2 separate regions of the Homo sapiens genome follow, and region 2 is linked to region 1. A link is a contact called in ENCODE Hi-C or POLR2A ChIA-PET data. All regions are on one chromosome and are shown on one strand. The core of a region is the stretch at or near the end of the contact, and the rest is flanking DNA. Distances in the headings are between cores, read along the strand shown. Region 1 holds the start of SPATA20 (spermatogenesis associated 20). Region 2 holds the start of EME1 (essential meiotic structure-specific endonuclease 1).

Region 1 (7,482 bases), core at 4,983-7,482:
CCAGTGCTGCCTGCTGGGCCCCCCACCACAGACCCCTGGGCCCTGAACTCTCCCCACCACAAACTCCCCAGCACTGGGGCTGACCCTTGGGGAGCCTCCCTGGAGACCTCCGACACACCTGGTAAGAAGAGGGCCAGAGAGTGTGAGTGAGGAGCTGGGGGACTTCCAGGCAGGGCCAAGGGGCAGCAGATACTGTTTGTGTTAGGAGGACAGCTTCTCTGGAAAGGGGTCAGACCAACACCTGCCCTTTTTGTCAACCCATCTCCTCTTCCTCTCTCTCTTCCGAGGTGGTGCCTCGACCTTTGACCCATTTGCCAAACCTCCAGAATCCACAGAGACCAAGGAGGGGCTGGAGCAGGCCCTGCCCTCTGGGAAGCCCAGCAGCCCTGTGGGTGAGCAGGGCAAGGGGATGGTGAGGCTCTGGGGAATGAGGGGCCCACCCCGAGCAGCCTCTGTCCTCTTCCTCCCACGTCGGGCGCCAATCCCTTTCCCCACCAATTAGCTCTAGCATTTCTATTCCAGAGCTGGACCTGTTTGGAGACCCCAGCCCCAGTTCCAAGCAAAATGGCACGAAGGAGCCAGATGCCCTGGACCTGGGCATACTAGGGGAAGCACTAACCCAGCCAAGCAAAGAGGCCCGAGCTTGCCGGACTCCCGAGTCCTTCCTGGGTCCCTCAGCTTCCTCCTTGGTCAACCTTGACTCGTTGGTCAAGGCACCCCAGGTTGCAAAGACCCGGAACCCCTTCCTGACAGGTAAGATATGCCCTTGTCCCTCAACCCAGGGGCTCCTGCTTTCAGAGCCTAGCCTCCGCCGGAGGAGCCCACTCTTCTTCCCAACTTCCACGACCTCCCGGTGTAGGGCTCTGAACCCCGGGTCACTCAAAGCCACTCTCGTTCTGCAGGTCTCAGCGCTCCGTCCCCCACCAACCCGTTCGGCGCGGGCGAGCCGGGCAGGCCGACGCTAAACCAGATGCGCACCGGCTCGCCGGCGCTGGGCCTGGCAGGCGGGCCTGTGGGGGCGCCCCTGGGCTCCATGACCTACAGCGCCTCTCTGCCCCTCCCGCTCAGCAGCGTGCCAGCTGGCTTGACCCTCCCCGCCTCGGTTAGCGTCTTCCCGCAGGCCGGAGCCTTCGCACCGCAGCCGCTGCTGCCCACGCCGAGCTCAGCCGGGCCGCGGCCCCCGCCCCCGCAGACCGGCACCAACCCCTTCCTCTGAGCCCCGCCCCGTCCCATACCGGCCTGCGCCTGCGCCGGACGCTCCGCGGCCCCGCCTCCGGACCCGGGGCTGGGCGGGGCGCCGGTGCTAGTGGAACGCCGAGCCAGTGGCGGCTGGTATCCCGCGGCGGCTCTGGAAGCTGGACGCGGACCACGGCCCGGGAGCTAGAAACTGAACGCCCGCATAATAAAGACTGGAACCCTCGTTCTCAGCTCTCACCAAGTGGACTTTTTGCGGGGTGTGGCGGCCGGGTCTCGACCACAGCGTGGATCACCGGCTGTTTAGGAAACTGCAGCTGCACAACGTGGGGTGCAAAACTGCCCCGCTTCCTTTACAGCTCTTCTCAACCCTCACCTCCATCCCCCGTCACCCAGGCACCTTCGCTTCCAGATGCTGCCAGGCTGTCACTCAATTCGGTCATTTCATTCATTTATCACACATGGGCACTGGGGTTGGGCTAACAGCAAGAGACAATAGGCCTTTGTTCCTATTTATTGGGTACTGCTTACGTGCTAAGCAGATCAGTTTATTTAATGCTTGCAACGACTCTCTGAGGTAGAAAATATTGTTAATTCCGTTCAGGATCCCGGCTACATAATCTGTGGGGCTCAATACAAAATAAAAATGTAGGGGCTCCTTGTTCAAAATCGTATGAAGAATTTCAAAACAGGGACAACAGAGCATGAAACCAAGCGCAAAGCCCACTGCAGTGCGATTGCACAGGTATCTCACCTTGCAGCCGGCACTACTCCCATTTTTCAGGCAAGGAAACCGTGGCTCAGAGAGGTTGAATGGCATGCTCAAAGTCACAAAGCTGGCATGGGGCGGGGCTGGAACTCAAGAGTCAGACAGTCTGGCTCCAAGGCCTGGAGATCCCAGGCTGGGCCCCAGATTTAATTCAGCAAATATTGACTGACTGCTGTGGACAAAGTGCTGGGCTCACCTTGGAGGGATCCAACCTCCAGGAGCTCGAGCGCAGCAGGGTAGACAAGCCAGGGGCACGTGATGCGGCTGTGGCAGAAGCCAAGTGCAGGAGCTCCCAGGCTCCTTTGTTTTACTGAGTCACCTTAAATGTAACTCTGCCCTCTCCCTTGCTTCGCCAAGGCTAGCGAGAAACTCAGTCTTAGCCACACAGGAGGAATCGGACCCCTTCTGGGGGTTTATGTGGAGTCTGGGAAACCAAGGGTGGGGTGAGGCCTGGTACTCAATCCAGGAGGGGCCCCTATGACCACCCTCGCCTGTTTTTCTTCTCAATGCTCCCTGATCACTGGACCACTGGACACTGATGTGTCCTCAGTGCTTGGGGTCTGGCTCTGCAGGCAGCCTGCAGCCAGCCTCCATCCCCCTTTCAGGGACAAATGGCCTTCCACCAGAGTCGGTGAGTGGAGAGGCACAATGCCACTCCCCTTCCTGAGGTGGGGGTAGGGGAAGGGAGTCCCACAATGCAGTTACAAACAGGATGGACAAGAACACCTGCTCAGGAGTCAGACTTACAGGGTTCAAAGTTCTGCTCCAAGGTTTGACCCTAACAAGAATCACTTAGTAATAAGTGGTTATGCTCTGTGACCTTGAGTAAATTACTTACCCTCTCCATGTCTCTGTGCCTGCGTTTCCTTACTTGTCAAACGGGATCAGAAGTTTCTTCCTTGTGAGGTTACTATGTGGATGTCCCCAGGCGTGTCCATTCAGCTCAGAGTCCACCCTCTTCAAAGACTGACCATGAGGCACGAACCCATCATGGCTTTCACTCCTGGTTTTGCCAGGCAATACCCAGAGTCCAGCACCCATCTATTAATATCTTCTGCTGCACCCAAACCTGGGATGTTCCATCCTTCTTGGCCCCTGATCCACCCTTTGTGGCCCTGCCACCCAGGCTCTCTTCTTCTAAACTGGATCCCCCCGAGGACTCCCAAGGGGAGCTGTTTTGTTTCCCACAAAAAAAGTTGGCAGCCTTGCTTCCTGCCTCCCTCCTTATAAGACCCCTCCTGCTAGGAGGTTGGTGCCATAAGTCATTCTGTCTCTTCCCTGCCTGGGGCTGCCACTCCACCTCACTTTTGGGATGCTTCGGTCTTGGCTCATGGTCTTCTCATCCAGCTCTTACCTCAATTTCAAGTCGCTCCATTATCCAAGGACCTTATGGCCCCTTGACCTCTCAATGACCCTCACCATGGTCACACTTGGAGGTTTGTCATCACCCCAGATTCCTCTACATTCAAGGCAGGCTTCTGGCTCTCTGAGCTTAACCTCATTCCTTCTAGCCAGAACATGTTCTTTGGAGCACCCACTGGACCCTCCGGCTAGCCAACCCTTCCAACAACCCGCCACACCCCACATTCTCAGAGTCACCCAGGACCACCATCTCTTCTATCCTTGATGGCGTCCACCACTTTCTCTCAAACGAATCCTTCCCATCGAAATGTGTCTTAATTAGCTCCATCCATCTTGACAGTGTCTTCCCATCTATCCTCTCATGTCAAGCACCCATCATCTCTCTCTGTCTCCCCTCCCTTTCCTCTTCCTCCTCAGCCGACTCGGCAACTTCTGCTCTCAGCCTGACTTCACTAGAACGACGCCCACTAAGCACACCAATGGCCTCCATGTTGCTGAAGCCAGTGGACATTTTTCTGTCCCAGCCAGGCTGGCCCCTCAGGAGTCTGACATGTAGGCACTCTGTCCTTCATCTCTGGGGTGCTGTCCTTTGCACCCTGGCTGCTTCCCTTCTGTGTCTTTCTTTCTTTCTTTCTTTCTTCTTTTTTTGAGACAGAGTTTCGCTCTTGTTGCCCAGGCTGGGGTGCAATCATGAAATCTCGGCTCACCGCAACCTCCGCCTCCCGGGTTCAAGCGATTCTCCTGCCTCAGCCTCCCGAGTAGCAAGGATTACAGGCATGCGCCACCATGCCCGGCTAATTTTGTATTTTTAGTAGAGATGGGGGTTTCTCCATGTTGGTCAGGTTGGTCTAAAACTCCTGACCTCAGGTGATCCACCCTCCTCGGCCTCCCAAAGTGCTGGGATTACAGGCGTGAGCCACCATGCCCTGCCTCCATCTGTGTCTTTCACAGGCTTACTTAAGCCTGGACCTGAGCCCTCTTCTCTGCTCCTCTGCATGGTCTCCCTGGATCAGCTCCACACCCACATGGTCTCAACAGTCAAGACCCCCAATCCTCTCTCCTGAAGCCTCTCCTCTGTCCTCCAAGCAGTGTCATCTCTGCCTCCATGTGCACATCTCAAACCCACAGGTCCCACAATGAACCCCATGAGTTGTCCCCCCACCCCCACCCCATGCCCTCTCTTGAGGGAACGGCCCCACCTTGCAAGTCACCCTGGACACCGCCTTCTTTGTCGCCGCCCATCCTGACGACGTTTCCTCCTTGACCGACTTCCAGCCCATCCCTTTCTCTGCATCTCTGCTCCCCCATCTCCCCCTGGGTGCTGCTATAGCCTCCTATCTGCCCCTGCTTTCACTCTTGCCCCTTTCCAGTTCATTCTCCACTGGGAAGCTGGTGGGATCTTTCCAAAACGCAGATCTAACTGGTAACCCTCCTGACTAAAGCCTTTCAATAGCTTGCTTCTACTGTCATCAAAAATCCCCTTCTCTGGCCAGGCACGGTGGCTCACACCTGTAATCCCAGCACTTCGGAGGCTGAGGCAGATGGATCGCTTGAGGTCAGGAGTTTGAGACCAGCCTAGGCAACATGGCGAAACCCCGTCTCTACTAAAAATACAAAAATTAGCTGGGCATGGTGGCGCGCTCCTGTAGTCCCAGCTACTTGGAAGGCTGAGGCACAAGAATCGCTTAAACCTAGGAGGTGGAGGTTGCAGAGAGCCAAGATCCACTGCACTCCAGCCTGGGCAACAGAGTGAGACTCTGGCTAAAAAAAAATGGGGTCGGGTATGGTGGCTCATGCCTGTAATCCCAGCACTTTGGGAGGCCAAGGCAGATGGATCACCTGAGGTCAGGAGTTCGAGACCAGCCTTGAACCCAGGATGCGGAGGTTGCAGTGAGCCGAGATCACACCACTGCACTCCAGCCTGGGTGACAGAGCGAGACTCTGTCTCAAAAAATAAAAATCCCCTTCTTACAGTTCACGAGTGTCTCCAAGATCTTGCCTCTGCCCTCATCTACTGCCTGTCTTCCCTCTTTCTGCAGTTGCTCAGCCCGGACTCACTGACAAGCCACGGGACCTTTGCACAAACTGTACCTCTGCCTCCTTCCCCAGCACTCCCCCTGAGCACCCTCCAAGTTCCTTTCTCTCGTTCTCCATGGCTTCACAAATGTGATTTCCTCAGGGAAGCCTTCATCCTTTGCCCCTTCCACCAGATCAGGTCACTTGTTACGTTATACCCTCACGGACTTGTCACGTGGGTGTTTATCGGTATGGCTGTCGAATTAGCATCTGCCGCTCTCAACAGACTGTGAGCCATGTGAGGGCAGGAGCCTTGTTTCTCTCTGCCCACCATTGTATACTCAGTGCCTTGCAGAGTGGCAGGCGGCAGGCACTTAATAAATATTGGCTGAATGTAGCCAATGAGGCCATGTGTAACCTATGAGACATAAAATGGGCTCATCAGTATTATTTAAGGAAGACTTCCTGGAGTGGGTAGGATTTGAGTAGGACCTAGAGACGAGGAGGCTGCAAAAAGCAAACCTTGTTAGCTGGTGGACCTGGCCAAGGTACGCCTTCGCCTTGGATCTCATTTCTCATTTGTAAAATGGGCAGGGGTTGGACAAAATGAGCTGAAGCTCTGGCATCCCATGTCCCTAGCATCTCCCAGCCCTAGATCCCACAACTCTCCCTATTCCCTTGAGAAGGGCTGTCCTCCCCAGGCAGGGGCAGAGCCCAGTTTTATGCACAGAATGGGTCCTCCCAAGGCTCGGGTGCCTGATCTGCAATTCTGCGCTCCGCCGCAGGGCGACGCTCGGAGACCAGCCACACTGTCCCAAGTCCCGGCGAAGACCCGCCCGCGGCTCCGTAGGTGCCCGGCCCGCCCCTCGCAGCCTCCTGACTTCCCTTCCTGTCCTCAGCGGCCGGGCCCACGGCCCCGAGCAGCCATGCTGGGCGCGCGGGCCTGGTTGGGCCGCGTCCTTCTGCTGCCCCGCGCCGGTGCAGGCCTCGCCGCGAGCCGCAGGTACGGGCGGGCGAGCGGGCCCCTAGGGCACTCCCTGCGCCTGCCTGCGGGCCCAGTGGAGGGTCTTCCGGACACCGGTCCCCAGTGCCAGTCTGGACCACCCCTGCATGCCTGGCCCTTCCCCCACCCCACCTCCGGTCTGCTCCTGAGACCTGGCTCTGGCTGTAAGGCCCTCCTCCCCTCCTCTCCCGTCCTCATCCCTTCCCTCCTCTCCCCTTCCTTCCAGTGCAGTGCCAGCTCCTCAGGGACTGTTCTGACACTGCTTCCAGGAAGCCTTCCTTGCACCCCAGTGCTGGATGCTGGGTCAAGGGCCTTTCTCCAATAGTACCCTGTGCCCTGTCACAGTCCTTTATTGCTGCATGGACCTTTCGTTATTTAGGTCTGCCTGCAGTCCCACTTCCAGGCTGAACTCCCTGAGGTCTCTGATTCCCTAGGTGTCCTGGAGTCTGGCCCAGGACCTGGCCCCACAGGAGTCCCAGCAGGTGGGCGCTGAGTGAGGGAGTCCCCATGTCTGGTTTCCTCTGTTTGTCCCTCACCTGGTCGAGTCCCAGACCCTACTGATCTTGGCCTGTCCAGCCACCAACAGTAGGCTGCCTTCCAGTGGGGCCACACCCAGGCCTGCCAGAGAGATGCCTCCAAGCAGCTGCTCCAGGAAGGGCCGGGGGAGGGGCCTGGGGAGGGGTAAGAATGGAGCCCCAAGAACCATTCTGCCCATTGTGACCCGCCCTGACCTCACAGCCATCCTTCCCACCGCCAGGCCCAGGAGGTTGGGGGAGACTAACCTGGCAAGGAGCCCCCAATGAGCCACCTCTCCTCACCCCCCAAAAAACATAAGGGGGAGCACAAAGGCCACAGTCTCCCCCATGGTTCAGAAAGGTGGGTTGGGCTGGGAGCAGGGGTCCTACTGGGGTGCTGAGTGAAATGGAGCAGGTGCTGGGGGGCCTGGGAGAAGGTGGGTGGAGGCCCCTGGCTTGCCTGATGCACCAGTCCTCGCCAGGGGTAGCTCCTCCCGGGACAAGGACCGAAGTGCGACGGTCAGTAGTTCAGTGCCCATGCCTGCTGGAGGGAAAGGAAGCCATCCTTCATCTACACCCCAGAGGGTCCCCAACCGCCTGATCCACGAGAAGTCACCATACCT
Region 2 (7,482 bases), core at 2,010-4,509, 170 kb before region 1:
TTAGGGGCAAGGAGAGGTCAACCTAGAAAAGGAAAAAGGGGGGCAGCAACGGAGCAACTCACATGGGCACCTGGGTGCCAGCGGAAATGGCGCTGTGTTGCAATGATGTTCCCAGCATGAACATAGTGACCTAGAAGAGAAGTCCACAGTGACTGGGGCAGCATAGCAAACTACCAAGAAAACATGATGGCCCAAATGCTGCACACCAACCTCCAAGCCTGCCCCTGGCCAAAAACAACTCCCAGACAGTCCAACACAAGCAGCGCAGGATCTGCCACCCAGCAGCTCTTGTCTCTAATTGCATGGTTATGGCTCACACCCACCCACTCGATGACCCTTCCTCAGGTCTTATCCGTTCCTTTAAACTGGAGCCAATTATGATGGTAAGGAAGAACAGGGCCAGGCACACGCAGGGTTCTTCTGCTCTCCTAAGGAACATGAGGACAGGGTGCAGCTAGGAAGGGGAAGCCAAGGCACATCCTCACCTTCCATTTTCTTAATGCCTTGGCGTCTGCCTGATGACTTTCCACCGAGGTTTTTGGAGCTACCACCCGACTTCTTGGATGCGTATCTGACAGCAAGAGCTGTAGCCGGAGTGGGGCTTAGCAAGGATGTAACTGCAGAGAAAACAGAAACATTGTTCAGACAGACAGGCTCAAACTATTTCTGCCTCAATGGGCCACATGCTGATACGTGAGAGGCGGTGGGGAGATGAGAAAGCTGTGTCAGGGGAGCAGAAGTGCCACTGAGTGTATTAGTTCTCAGGGAATACCTCTAAGTCCTTGGCTTTCTCCTTTTGGGGGAGGGGGCGGGGGAGCAGTGAAACACAAATGGAAAAAAATAAACATCATGTGTTCTGGGTTCTGACACATTCAGTCTAAATGTGCTGAGGAGAAATGGACACCAGAGAGCTGCCTGCTTCAGAGGCTCACTCACCCTCATGCACCACGGAGGGGCCAGAACAGACTTGGGGAGCCCAGTACATCCAGAAAGGCTTCGGTTTCAGGCTCACCCACGACTTTCTTTCTTTTTTTTTTTTAAAGACGGAGCTTCACTCTTGTTGCCCAAGCTGGAGTGCAATGGCATAGTCCTGGCTCCCTGCAACCTCCGCGTCCCGGATTCAAGCGATTCTCCTGCCTCAGCCTCCCAAGTAGCTGGGATTACAGGTGTACGCCACCACGCCCAGCTAATTTTTCGTATTTTTAGTAGAAACGGGGTTTCACCATGTTAGCCAGGCTGGTCTCGAACTCCTGACCTCAGGTGATCCCAAAGTGTTGGGATTACAGGCCTCACCCATGACTTTCTCAGCTGTCCACTCATCCACTGCTCACCAAATACTAGTAAACCAAAAGGATGGCTGGCCTAAAAGTGGCTCCCACAGGGTCCTGGCCATTTCAGAAGGCTGGGCCCTTTCTTCTCAAAGCACATCAAGCAGAGGTCCAACCATGACCCACACACTGCCCTTGTTAATCTGACCTCTCCATACTCATTCCAAAGTGCTCAATAGCATTCATTTGCAGAAGTAAAATGAACTAAAATTCATACTAAGATGGTAGTCCCTTGCTGTATGACAAGCCTAGGGGTGCAACTCCTTGCCTGCAGGTCTCCAGACACAGCCATGATTTAAGGTCCATGCCAGTGTCTTTAGAGAAGCCTTGTGGGTCTCTGGAGCCTATAAGTTCAGAGTTCCTGAAGCCTGGGTTTCTGACATTTCCATGACACCAGAGACTAGCTGGGGCAAAGGACCAGAGATAAGGACTCAGAAAGACAACATGTTAAAACATGCCCGGCGCCAGGATCTACCTACCTTTAAACATCTATTCATTCATTTACATACTTACTAAGCTCAGGAGCTGGGCTTTTACTTTACTTACATTATCTCACTCACAAATCTTTGCTCTTCACCCTACTCCCCATCCTCCTCCTCAAAGTAAATGGTACCACCATTCATCCAGTTGCTTAGGCAGAAACCAGAGTCATTGCAGATTCCTTCTCTTTGCTGTCCTCACATATTGTTCACCAGCAAGCTCTGTGGATGCTAACTCCAAAACAGATCTCAAATTCATCCGTTTTCCTCCAAGTTCACTGCCACCACAAACATCTTGGCTAAATCATCTCTCCTCAGGGCTATTACGACTTTCCATTTGATTTCCTCATTTCCACTCCTATCCCCTTTAAATTTACATAAGAGCAATAGTTTGCTTCTCAAAATGTAAAACTGGCTCAAGTCACTCTCCTGTCCCTCACTCTACACAGGTCTAGGTCTCCTGTCATTCTTTTTTTTTTGGGGGGGGGGGATAGGGCCCCATTCTGTCACCCAGGCTGGAGTGCAGTGGTATGAACATAGCTCACTGCAACCTCGACCTCCCGAGCTCAGGTGATCCTCCCACCTCAGCCTCCTGAGTATCTGAGACCACAGGCAAGCGCCACTACACCCAGCTAATTTTTGTATTTTTTGTAGAGATGGGGTTTTGCCATGTTGCCCAGTCGGTCTTGAACTCCTGGGCTCAAGCGATCCGCCCACCTAGGCCTCCCAAAGTGTTGGGACTACAGGCGTGAGCCATCACGCCCCGCCTGTCATTCTTTAGGTTTTAAATGTTATCTCCTCAGAAGCCTTCCTTCACCGTCCAATCTAAAAAAAGACACACACACAGACACACATTATCCTTCTTCACAGCACTTGCCAGTCTACATCTACTTTATATGTTCATTTATTGCCTTATGCACCAGAGAGAACCGTTCGGGGGCTAGAAGCCAAGTCTTCACGTTTTCTGCTGATTTTCCGAACACCTACCGCCGTGTCTAGCACAAAGTAAGACCTCAATCTGCTGAATCAATAGATTAATTTTTTCAACCCCAATATGCCAATGTTACTAATACTTCTACAGAGAAAGGACCCACCCAAATCCCCAACCGCCAAGGAACCCGTCCGTGCTGCTGAGGCAGGAGAAAGACAAGTGCTCTTCAAACGCCCTCACTCACGGCTCCACCCAGGATGTGTCACGTGACCAGCGACACCGTCCCTCAAACCTGGAGTACCCCACACACTTCCCCTCGCATCCAAGGTCCTCCGCGGGGATCAGTGTCACCTCCTTCCCTCCCTGCTGGAGCTCCACTCTGCCTCCCCGCCTCACCCCGCTCTGACTACTGCGTCCCATTACCGGCTGTCCGGGTCCTCAGCGCCAACACCACCGACGCCATGCTTTCGATCACTCACTTCCGGTCTCGAAAAGTTTCTACTTCCGCTATCAGGAGATCTACTTCCGGGCCCTGCGTGGCAGTTGAAAGAGTGGCGGGAGAAGTTGCAGGTGAGCGTCCCCGGTCGCAGGCCTGCGGATTGGGCAGGGCTTCCCTCCTGAACACCGCTCTGCAGAATCTTGGTGGCTAAGGTGTCCAGGAGCCTCTGCAGCGGACCGCCAGCCTGAGAGGCGCAGAGCTTGTCGGGCAGGGGCCCGCTTGTCCCACTCCCCTGATTTGCAGATGTCAACGGAGGCCCAGCGAAGGGTCAGAGATGAGGCCCCCTCCCTAGTCATTCAACTTACTCTACTTAGCCAGCTGTGTGCCAGATGCTGTACTAAGCGCGGTGGATGCATTATTTTATTTAATTCTCACTACCTTATAAAATGGGTGCTGTTACCATCCCTGTTTTACTAAGGAAGAAACTGAGGCCTAGGCAGGTTACATGTCTCCTTCTGGGTCATACCTACAGTGTTAGTAAATGTTCAAGAAATGATTAGCTTTGCATATGACCCAGCAATTCTACTCCTAGGTATATACACGAAAGGGATTTGAAAACATACCCCCACAAAAACTTGTATGTCAGTGTTCATAGCAGCATTATTCATAACAGGCAAAAAAAGGAAACAAATTAAATGTCCAAGTGATGAATGGATAAACAAAATGTAGCATATCCATACAGTGGAATATTATTCAGTCATGAAAAGCAATTAACTACTGATACAGGCTACATCATAGATAAACCTTGAAAACAAGCTGAGTGAAAAAAGTCAATCACAAAAGGCCACATAGTGTATGATTCTATTTATATGAAATATCCAGAATAGGCAAATGCATAGAGACAGATTTATGGTTGCCAGGAGCTGGGGAGGGAGGGAAAGGACAGTGACGGCTTAATGGCTGCAGGAATTCTTTTTGAGGTGATAAAATAGTGATGATGGTTGCACAACATTGTGAATATACTAAAATCTACTGAATGTACACTTTTAAAAGGATATTATGCTGTGCAAATTATATCTCTATTTTTATTTTTATTTTATTTTTCTTTTGAAGCAGGGTCTCACTCTGTCACCCGGGCTGGAGTGCAGTCGTACAATCACAGCTCACTGCAGCCTTGACCTCCCAGGCTCAAGCAATCCTCCCACCTCAGCCTCCTGAGTATCTGGGACTACAGGTGTGAGCCACCATACCCAGCTAATTTTTGTATTTTTTTGTAGAGACGAGTTCTCACTATGTTGCCCAGGCTGTTCTCGAACTCCTGGGCTCAAGTGATCCTTCTGCTTTGGCCTCCCAAAGTGCTGGGATTATACGCATGAGCTACCATGCCCAGCCTATATCTCAATTTTTAAAAAGAACAGTTTTTGGCCAGGTGCAGTGGTTCACACCTGTAATCTCAGCACTTTGGGAGGCCAAGGCGGGCGGATCACTTGAGGTCAGGAGTTCAAGACTAGCCTGGCGAACATGATGAAAACGCATCTCTACTAAAAATACAAAAATTAGCCAGGTGTGGTGGTGGGGCGCCTGTAATCCCAGCTAGGCTGAGGCAGGAGAATCACTTGAACCTGGGAGTGAGGTTGCAGTGAGCCAAGATTGTGCCACTGCACTCCAACGTGGGTGCCAGAGTGAGACTCCATCTCAAAAAAAAAAAAGAAGAACTTTTGACATCTCCATTTCAAACGTGAAGATAAACAAGGGGTTGGAGGTGTTAAATCTTGTTACCACCTCCCCCCATTAAAATTTTGTAATGGTAACTCTACTTTGTTTATACTTCAGCTTGACCTGGAAAGAATTTGAGGAGGATTCCTGTTAGATTACCAGGAGTTAGAGTTCCAGATTGAATGTGTTGGGGCCATGTCATATTTCTCTGTTTCTGTATTCTCTATATCTTATATTTATGTCATAAAGCCTGGCTATGGAACACAGCTAGTGGACTGAATTGAATGCTCCAGTCTGTGTCATATGTCTCTTTTCCTTTTAGGGAATTATTTGATAGCACATACTGATGGCTCTAAAGAAGTCATCACCCTCACTGGATTCTGGTGATAGTGACTCTGAGGAGTTGCCAACATTTGCCTTTCTGAAGAAGGAACCATCTTCAACAAAGAGGAGACAGCCTGAAAGGGAAGAGAAGATTGTAGTGGTTGACATCTCAGATTGTGAAGCCTCCTGTCCTCCAGCACCAGAGTTATTTTCACCACCTGTCCCAGAAATAGCTGAAACTGTCACACAAACACAGCCAGTCAGGTTGCTAAGCAGTGAAAGTGAAGATGAAGAAGAATTTATTCCTCTGGCTCAAAGGCTTACATGTAAGTTTCTGACCCACAAGCAACTGAGCCCTGAGGACTCTAGCTCCCCAGTTAAAAGTGTTTTGGATCATCAAAATAATGAAGGTGCATCATGTGACTGGAAAAAGCCCTTTCCAAAGATCCCTGAAGTTCCCCTCCATGATACCCCAGAGAGGAGTGCAGCAGATAACAAGGACCTGATCTTAGATCCATGCTGTCAGCTTCCAGCCTACCTGTCTACCTGCCCTGGCCAGAGCAGCAGCTTGGCAGTAACCAAAACAAATTCTGACATCCTTCCACCCCAGAAGAAAACCAAGCCGAGTCAGAAGGTCCAGGGAAGAGGCTCACACGGATGCCGGCAGCAGAGACAAGCAAGGCAGAAGGAAAGCACCCTGAGAAGACAGGAAAGAAAGAATGCAGCACTGGTTACCAGGATGAAAGCCCAGAGGCCAGAGGAATGCTTAAAACACATCATTGTAGTGCTGGATCCAGGTCCTCACATGTGTCTTTGTCCTGTGCTGAGTTATCTGCGTTCTGGACCCCCCACTGACAGTCCCTTTTCCATCTGTTGCAGTGCTCTTACAGATGGAAGGTGGGGGCCAGCTCCTAGGAGCACTGCAGACCATGGAGTGCCGCTGTGTGATTGAGGCGCAGGCTGTGCCTTGCAGTGTCACTTGGAGGAGAAGGGCTGGGCCGTCTGAGGTAGGAGTTTTCTGGCTGACATTTCCTCCCTCTCCTCCCCTTACAATTACAGGATAAATATGCTTTTATTTTAAAGGATACTTATCAGGGCCCCAGCAGGAAGACAGATGGCACATTCAACTCAGGGTAATTAAAAGAAGATTGAATAAAGGGACTGTTTGCCAAGGCATGGGCAGGGTATGAGGAAACTACCAGTGACAGCATGGTACCTCACAGTAATAACAGCACAACTTAGGTTTTTCGACCTCAGTATTGTTGACATTTTAGATTGGAGAATTCTTTGTTTTGGGTGCTGTCCTATGATGTGCACAATGTTTAGCAGCATTCCTGGCCACTATCTACTAATGTACCCCTCTCAGTCATGACAATAAAAAATGTCTGCAGACACTGCCAGATGTCATTTGTGGGGAAAAATCACCCCCGGTTGAGAACCATTGGCATAGCTGTTACCATCCCTATGCCTGAAGGGATGAGGGGAAGGAGTGGTTAACAGAATTCAGGAGAGAGAAATGGAGAGAGGACCACCTTGAGCGAAGCTATGAGCTGCCACAGAGGGGGACAGCAAACCCTAGGTGACCCCACTGGGAGGGAGCCAGGGGAAAAATACCCTGACTTCACTTTTCTCCTTCCCACTAGTCCTCTCCTCGGGTCCCTGCTGGTGACACCCAGCTGGGAGCCAGAAGACATGTGGGCCCTGTGTTTTTTGTAGAGATTGCAGAGTGTAGCTTGTATTTTTGGTAGAGACGGGGTTTTGCCATGTTGCCCAGGCTGGTCTTCAACTCCTGAGCTCAAGCAATCCACCTGCCTCAGCCTCTCAAAATGCTGCGATTACAGGTGTGAGGCACCTTGCCTAGCACTAAGATTCTTTTTTATCTCACCAGAAGCATCTTGTATAAAATAAGAAAAAAGATTTTTTTTTCCTCTCTTTGATTTCTTTTTTGGATCTGATAACTTTCTCAGTAACACAGGACAGTTCCCCACACTTTTTACTCTGGGGGTATTAGCAAGCCTTTATATTCATAGAGCAGCTTACCCTCTCAAGGCACTCCCACATTCTCTCTTGTGTTTCCATCAGTCATCCTATGGGGTAGGACTTCTCCCCACATCACAGGTGGGGAAACTGGGGCTCAGAAAAGTTAAAAGCCTTGTTGAGGATCACAACGGGAATGAGAACCCAGAGCTCCCCAAACCTACACTTTGCTGTAATATAGGTCTTGCTTTGCTTATAGGGACCCAATCAGAAAACTTTCTATCAAAG

What was found. Hi-C counts contacts between places; a loop is a spot of excess contacts on that map. ChIA-PET counts read pairs that join two places held with the same protein, here RNA polymerase II (POLR2A). Pooled maps may share reads with other maps.
Region 2: a pooled map shows a loop between it and region 1 (2.9-fold over the local background). The contact joins the promoter of EME1 here to the promoter of SPATA20 in region 1. A Hi-C loop is called at or near these places in 8 of 50 pooled maps. POLR2A ChIA-PET finds 5 or more read pairs at or near these places in 3 of 52 experiments (A549, AG04450 and HepG2).

The regions. Positions count from the first base shown.
Region 1 is chr17:50,540,942-50,548,423 of GRCh38, forward strand. SPATA20 (spermatogenesis associated 20) reads left to right here and starts at 6,233. Exons shown (of 17, transcript NM_022827.4): 1 at 6,233-6,344; 2 at 6,779-6,826; 3 at 7,342-7,482. The coding sequence starts at 6,268. It overlaps EPN3 (epsin 3), which reads left to right. Exons shown (of 10, transcript NM_017957.3): 7 at 1-121; 8 at 288-392; 9 at 523-753; 10 at 903-2,809. The coding sequence ends at 1,216. RefSeq lists silencers at 939-1,378, 6,243-6,512 and an enhancer at 2,115-2,615.
Region 2 is chr17:50,369,970-50,377,451 of GRCh38, forward strand. It overlaps EME1 (essential meiotic structure-specific endonuclease 1), which reads left to right and starts at 3,260. Exons shown (of 9, transcript NM_152463.4): 1 at 3,260-3,308; 2 at 5,216-6,014; 3 at 6,097-6,224. The coding sequence starts at 5,240. MRPL27 (mitochondrial ribosomal protein L27) reads right to left here and starts at 3,215. Exons shown (of 4, transcript NM_016504.3): 1 at 3,162-3,215; 2 at 486-617; 3 at 63-130. The coding sequence starts at 3,201. RefSeq lists a silencer at 804-965 and enhancers at 2,749-3,218, 3,359-3,578.